3 separate regions of the Homo sapiens genome follow, and all the other regions are linked to region 3. Evidence: read pairs that join two places in POLR2A ChIA-PET (ENCODE). Cell type or tissue: GM12878. All regions are shown on one strand. Region 1 has its middle 65 kb from the start of LMO3. Region 2 overlaps LOC105369677 (a long non-coding RNA gene). Region 3 has its middle 5.4 kb from the start of LMO3.

Evidence for each region. Peaks named below come from ENCODE experiments on the same cell type or tissue, not always from the same donor. Only the 100,000 strongest peaks of a DNase experiment are listed, where the experiment ranks them.
Region 1: POLR2A ChIA-PET joins it to region 3 with 6 read pairs; 3 of 35 experiments call an interaction of 5 or more read pairs at or near these places.
Region 2: POLR2A ChIA-PET joins it to region 3 with 8 read pairs; 1 of 35 experiments calls an interaction of 5 or more read pairs at or near these places.

The regions. Positions count from the first base shown.
Region 1 is chr12:16,669,682-16,672,181 of GRCh38, forward strand. No RefSeq gene overlaps it. Among named protein-coding and RNA genes, the nearest start is that of LMO3, 65 kb to the left of the region's middle. In GM12878, no CTCF peak of the experiment used is centred here; no DNase peak of the experiment used is centred here.
Region 2 is chr12:16,832,227-16,834,726 of GRCh38, forward strand. All of the region lies in intron 5 of LOC105369677 (a long non-coding RNA gene), which reads right to left. Among named protein-coding and RNA genes, the nearest start is that of LMO3, 230 kb to the left of the region's middle. In GM12878, no CTCF peak of the experiment used is centred here; a DNase peak (open chromatin) is centred at 1,345.
Region 3 is chr12:16,610,356-16,612,855 of GRCh38, forward strand. No RefSeq gene overlaps it. Among named protein-coding and RNA genes, the nearest start is that of LMO3, 5.4 kb to the left of the region's middle. RefSeq lists an enhancer at 1-129. In GM12878, no CTCF peak of the experiment used is centred here; a DNase peak (open chromatin) is centred at 1,062.

The DNA.
Region 1 (2,500 bases), 59 kb after region 3:
GTGATTTATACAGTATGCTTGAGGTTTTCTTTTTCCTCTGAATAGTGGCCAGAAATATTGTTAATTTATTGAATTCTTTGTAGAAAGTGATGTGTGCATTATGTGGAAACAGTAAGGCAGCTACAATGTGTCATATAAATAGATTCAATACCTTATGAAAAAAGTATACAACTTAAGGATAACTGGTCTTTTCTTGGATCAGATCAGAGATGTGACAAATGTTTCTTCTCGTTCAATGATCATAGCATAATTGAAAGAGAAACAAAGCAGTGAGTGGCTCTAGCTTTGTAAGCCATTTCTGCAGCTGTATATAAACTACTGTAGGCATCACTTTCATTTGTCTTTTTAAAAATGAAATATAGTCATCCACATTATGATATTTGTCTTCTTGAAATTGGAGCTTAAAAAATAAATTTTTATAACCATTTCAATTAAAGAAATATCCATTTGTAGTCATTTACTTTATCAGTAAACTCCAGTTTGGGCACTTATATGAAACCAAAATATTCTGTTTTACTTTTAATGACTATTACAAATAATCTAGTAGGAACATACAATACATCTTCTATTACATATTACTTCTAATTATAAAATGACAATGTCTTGATTCTATTCTCCACCATATATATTTATTTTGTGAAATACAAATATTTTCTTCTTCTGATGAATGAATTAAAAAATATGTGAAAATTGTAACAGCTTTAAACAATATCATGCCTTTTGGAGGTTGTGATTCCTATACATTTTTCACAAGCCACCATTTTCCTAGGTGTCTGTCACAAAGCTAGCAAATTCTTTTTAGGGCATTTGAATTATTAAAAGTTTGTCACATATTTTTCAGTGGAATGCTGTCTTCTCTCATGCCCTTTCACTGAATAATGTTAACCACATATGATATTCAAGTGATTTACCACTCTTAGTCACACATACTTCACAGTGTTTTTGCTGGCAGAAATGTATTAAACTACCCATGTGCTTTGATGGGTCTTCATTGTAATATCTGCTAAGTAGTTGACTTGTGCTGTCTTGCAATCTCTGCTGATCAATTTTTCACTGAATAAACAAATTTCACTACAGAAAACCTCAGTCCTAAACAACATTTGCAATTATATCCTAAATAGCTAGCAAACCATTCCATGTAAAATGCCATTGTTAATATCTTGTGCAATAATTCATTACGTAAGCCATTACTACATATGTTACGGAGCAAGAGGTTTCTCCTCCTACCTGTGAAGCTAATAAAACTATCAGAATATTTGTAAAATGTCACAATTTTAGAGATATGACCCAGTTAAAAGTATTATCAGTACCACAGGTAATTTAGGATCAAAATTTCTGTGAATGAATGACTAATGGGAAAAAGGGATTGGCCAAATTTGAAAAGGTGTTTTTTAGAAAGAAACTCTATCTTTTAAGATTCTGTTATATACTGAACTACTGATCAACTTCTTACATAAATAATCAGCACGTATTCAAACCAAGTTTCTGTGATTCTGTATAATCAATCAGCACAAAAACAATTATGAAAGGAGTAGGCCATGATTGAGCTGTCATTTCAGTGCAGCCACAGTTGTTGCTGATGGTCTTGCCTGCCCTAATTCATGGAGCGCCATTCATTTCCTGGTTTCTGGGTGTATAGCAATCCCTCCTCCATATTTCAGACTTTTGGAAGTACCCAAATGGAAAGGGTTTATAAGGCTGCCCTGATTAAATTCTATTATTACTTAGGACTACCCAATACGTTTGTATTTTCTTTCTGATAAGGCAGATATTTTAACCCCCTTTATAGGATTAAGTTAAGCATTAGTGTTAATTAACTACATCTCAGTTTATTTAATCTATGTTTTTAAAATTTATATGTAAATTTAAGAAAATTTCTTGAAATACTGTATCATTTGAATATTTGGCAGTGAGGCTATAGCAATGAAGAATGCAGTAGGGTTTTAAAAAGTTTAACTTGGCAGTCTTGACTTTTAATAATGTTCACCTGCATTGAGTGTACTTAATTGTTTTACACAAAGTCTGAACTTTGGTAATATTTCTCTTTGGACTACTTTTCTTTCTCATTGAAAAACATAACTTAAACACTGGAGTGACACTGTGTTAACATTAAGAAAAAAAATCTATGCTACCCAGAATCTTCATAGAAAAACTGAAAAGATGCCAGTACATTTAGAGGGCAAAAGAGTGAAATTTGAGAAAAAAAAATATGGTTGCAGAAAACCTCTAGAGGTTATCTTTCTGCTTCATCCTGCTGGCTTCAGGCAAACTTTACCTAAACTATTGTAGGCAGATGGGTATCTGGACTGTTTTTAAAGATTTTGAGGGAAGCAATTCCATAATCTCTTAATATCCTTCTTTATATCTAATCTTTTTGCTCATTTAATTTAGTTAATCTTCAGCAGACATGGATAATGTTACCCTTTACAATATAATTCATCATAACCTTGATAATTGAGATATTATTTATATATGAAAGAGTTTTCTCAGACAGAAAAGA
Region 2 (2,500 bases), 220 kb after region 3:
CATTGACTTACAGTTCTGCATTGCTGGGGAGGCCTCAGGAAACTTATAATCATGGCGGAAGACCAAGCAGAAAGAAAGCTTCTTCACATGGTGGCAAGAGAGAGAAGAGTGAATGAGCAAAGGGGTAAGAGCCCTTATAAAACCGTTAGATCTTGTGAGAACTCACTCACTATCATGAGAACAGCATGGGGAAAACCGCCCCCATGATCCAATCACCTTCCACCAGGTCCTGCCCTTAACAAGTGGGGATTTGAGATGAGATTTGGGTGGGAACCAAAACCATATCAACCACTTACTGTAATCTGGGGCTGGGGACAGCCCTGGGGAAGACAGTAGATGATATGACCATTATCTGGGCTCTTAAAGGGTGAGCACATGCTAGCCTGGTATCAGAGTATGTGTGTGTGTGTGTGTGTGTGTGTGTGTGTGTGTGTGTTGTCTGTATGTGTGTGTGTATGTGTGTTTATGTGTGTGTCTGTGCACATGCATGTGTGTGTTGGGGGCATGGAGAATGGGCCAATGGATGGTAGGGAGATGAAAGACATTTCAGCCAAGTCCATGTAACTTATATTAACATGTTTAAAAAGGCATGGAAATAATATTGTGTACAAGGGATTGAATTCAAAAGTCACTCGGGGATAAGAAGAAAGTAGTGAGAAAAGAAACTAGATAAGTAGATGTGGTCAGGGCATAACAGGCTTTATATTCCATCCTAAGGATCATGGCCTTTATTCTGTAGGTGGTAGAGTAACATTAAAGCAGAATAATGACAAGGTTAGGTCTACAGTTCAGAGTAGTCATTTTAGCAAAAGCTCAGAGGAATGGACTTCAAAGAGGGCAAGTCTGCAATGTGGCAGGTAACGGGTAGGAGGCTATGGCAACAGTGCAGCCTTGATTAAGGGCAGCGGTAAAATGTAAGGAGAGAAGATGACATATTTGAGAGCAAAAAAAGCTATCCATGCCTTTTATTCCCACCATTAACCTTTTATATTAGAGGAGCACAGGACATGGAGAAGGAGACCCATGTGCATGTGATGGAGTAGTGCTGAAGATTAAATGAGTTAATACACATGATCAGTACTATAAAAGTGTTTGCTATTATTATTATTGGGGGCAAGGGAGAGTAAAACTCAGAATGATTTACTGACCTTAACATACAGGCATCAGTGGAAAGCTGCACTTATGGTCTAGATCCTGGGGACATGGATCTTTTAGAGAGTCATGAACAGAGAAGATAAGGCATGCAAAAGGGAGAGTCTCAGTAGCTGCTGACAAATGGAAACTATGAGAGAGTCTCAGTAGCTGTAGACAAATGGAAACTACCTTTCAAGCTGTATCAATGCATCAAGGGGACACAACGGAAGTAGGGAGTGCTCTGAGTCACTTCATGCAGAAAAAAGGGAGATGTTTGGATTAACCACAGCTTCTGCTGTCCCTTAAATAGCAGTAGGATGCATTCAGAATCCCCTGAAAATAAGTGTCATTGCATTCTCTTTTATGCTACCATCCTAGAAAGTACACTAGGAAGATGCAAAAGCATTTGGATAGAAATCCACAGAAGTGACACATGTACATTCCATCAGCATTTTTGCTTTGCTCAAGGATTTTTGTTGGACCTAAAAAAACTCTGATCTGTTTGGAAAGAGGATTTGCATTTGCAAATAGATTTACAGGCAGATCCAACAAGCAGCACTTTGCCATTTGCAAATCCACTTGAAACATCTGGGTTCCTGTCTAGCCCTAAAATTCTTATATAAATGGACAACCCTAAGATCATAGTTTGGACACGATTTTTTAAAAATCAAGATAAATGCTAAGTAATTTGCATAATTTGTTGGTTTCGAAAGCACAACCTATTTTGTTAACAAAATAAAAGAACAAAGAGAAACTAACCTTTTTCTGTTAAAGGAGAATTAAATAAGTGAAATCAATAAACAACAATAAAAGCACTTTGACTTTGTTAACTGGAGAAAGGCTGTGTGACATTTCTGTGAAACAAGCTTGTTAATAAGGGTTTTAATTTAGACTGAAATTCTACCTATTCTCCTAATGGTAAAATACATTTTTTAAAAAAATTGTATCAATGACTTATTTATTGTGGATCTGAAAATATATCCTAATTGTGACTTTTTTTATATAAAAAGGAAACTAGTGAGGCTCTTCTCTAGTATAAAAAAGTATTATAATATAGACAATATAAGATTTAGTCAGGCTAAATTTATACTGTACCAGTAGACTATAAGAATTCCATTAATGCTCCATTGATATCATCAATGAAGAAAAAGGCAAAATGGATGCATTGCTTCTGCTCCACTGGGTCTGTAATGAAGCAGCATTATAGCAGCTGCTGTCTTTTTAAACAGCTTTGCTTTTTTTCCCAAGGCATCACTTGGTATATTGCAAGATTCTCCAGAAAAATATCTTTTGACCTTGTGGCCCTTTCTTTTTATTATTTTTTTTCCAAGAACCATGGCCTTCCATTTGCCACTGTGGTGCTATG
Region 3 (2,500 bases):
TTGAGAGGACTGCAACTTATTCCCTAGCCCCCAATTATGGTTGGGTAATTAGATCCCCAACCTCCAATTTTTCACATTCACCCTTCTAACATTCCAAAATATCAAAGTATCTCTCACCAAAGCTCCCCCTTACCGGACTCCACTCTACTCACTGTATTGACAGTTAGATCTGCTCTAACCTTTGTAGTGACGCCAGTTTTAATGGTGCATTCAGTCCATTGACAGAGCTGTGTTTTCTCCCCCAGCCTCTCTTCTCCTTTCCTCTCCACACTACCACCCCCACCCCACCCCCTTAACCCTCAGAAACAAAAGGGTAAAAAAAAAATCCTCTAACTTGTATAGTTTGTACTTTTGATAAAAGGTTTCAGTGATGAGCTTTGGCAGTGGTGCTTCCTTTCTAATGTCTTTTTATCTGTATTAATTCCTCAGATGAAAACTTTAAGGAACAATGAAGGAGAGAGGTAGTGCTCTGAAACGGTGAGAAGAAAAAAATTACACAGCACACCTGGGACAGATGAAGCCAAACTAGTGCTTTTATAATGCCAATCAGCAGGGCTGTTATCATCCCTCTAATTAGGAAAGCAGCCTAAAACAGAGAGCACTTGGGGAAATGGTAATGTTATGGTTTTGCACTTAAAAGGAGAGACATTTCCTGCACTGTAAGAATCTAGGATTGGGGCTGACAAGTCCTTTAATTAATGGGCAGGATTCCCTGTGTGTGCAAGTGTGTGTGCATGTTTTAATTCATAAAAGTGGACAAAGGGTGTTATGAGGAGGAGGGAAAGAGAGATGGGGGAGGGAGGGTGAGTCCATTAGGTTGAAGATGAACAGAGTTCATAGCTACATTCATCTTTTTTTTTTTAACCCCCACAGGACTGAGGTGCAGAACTGGAGTGAGCTGTTTTTCTAGGAATTTGAATGTTATACTGAATAAAAGCCCCAGGCCATAAGGCAAACACAAAGTTTGAGAGAACCCATATTTCAAGTTGGCAAACCCCTGTGTCTAGCTTGCCCCTGGTCGCTATCTCTTTGGGTTGGTGTTTCACCCAGCTCCTCTGGGCTTTGCTGTAGACTACTTTCCCACACACAGGTGCCTAGGATTCACTTTCATTTTGCCGTGCTAAAGAAATATGTAGCTTAAATAATTCCAGCAACAAGATTACTCTTACTGGTAAAAAAAAATGTGGACTAGTATCCTAAGACAAAGAGTTAATATTTGTCTTTTTGAGGGTTTTGAAACTGAACACTTTGAACCTGGCAGCATCGAGTTCTCAATACTGTTTTAAATGGCTTTTTAACACTTAGGAGAAATTCTCCAATGGCTCTAAGAGATACTTCTCAATTTTTTCATTCCCTCTCTCTGCTGTCTGCTATTATTCACAGATATGCATATTCCTACACGTAAATACACATAGGGTAGATTGTTTGAGGGATAATTAATCTAAAATTTAGTAAGATCTTATCTAATTTATTATTTCTTTTTTCCAAAATAAATTCAAATGCTCTATTGCCATCTCAGCTATACTAGTGTGTCACCTAAAAATTACACTTAGATATTACACTTACACCAACATACTAAAGGGATGCTGATTTTACAGTAGTCACAGTGATTGATTAAACAAATTTATCTTATATCAAACTAGTGCTTGACTTGTAAGTCTACTATGTAGAATAAATAAGATTCTTAAAAAGAACACACATTATTCATTTAATTTTTGTAGTAGTATCAACGTCTTTTTAAGGGAAACATAGCCTCTGCTTTCAAAATATCACTAAATTTAGAACCCTAAATTTACCCTGGTCAGAAGGGAGCAGCTTTACAATAGTGTAATTTTATTTTAACATTTTGTGAACAAATTTAAGGTAAGAGTAATCCTTAAAGAAATAAATGGGGTTAGTCATTTTCTTATACAGTTGAAATGGCAAAGCAGCCTCCTTCTAATTTAATGGAAGCAGAAAGTGAAACCAAATAATCTAATATTCAATACCTTTTTAAGATAAAAAGAAGAAACTAAAATGAGGCCCCAAGATTAATTTTATAATTTACCAGAGATTATTTTCAGAAGAATTTAAAATGAAATAAATATCATGTTGTTTGTACTCATTTGAAAGAAAATTTTCATCACTTTAAAAGAAAATCACTTTCTGAACAAAGTAGTACATGGCATTCGCATATGCCTCCAAGCAGCTGGGAAAAATATGTAATTATTTTAAATATCCTTACACAATGTATTGAACTATTAAGCAACCATGCCAGGCTTCAATTCCCTGACAATTCTTTCCATGGATAGTATTTTTTTAAAGACAATGAATACTTTTTGAGGAAAATGAAAATGAGTTTTAATTTCCAATAACCTAGGGTGGGTAGTAAGCCTAACAATAGGCAATACTTTACTTCAGTTTGTAAGAAAGAAAGAAAAAAGAAAACAACAGCTAAACAAACAAAACAAAGTTTCTAACAGGCTTGATACCTTTCCTCTGAATCACTCCACAAGAGCAA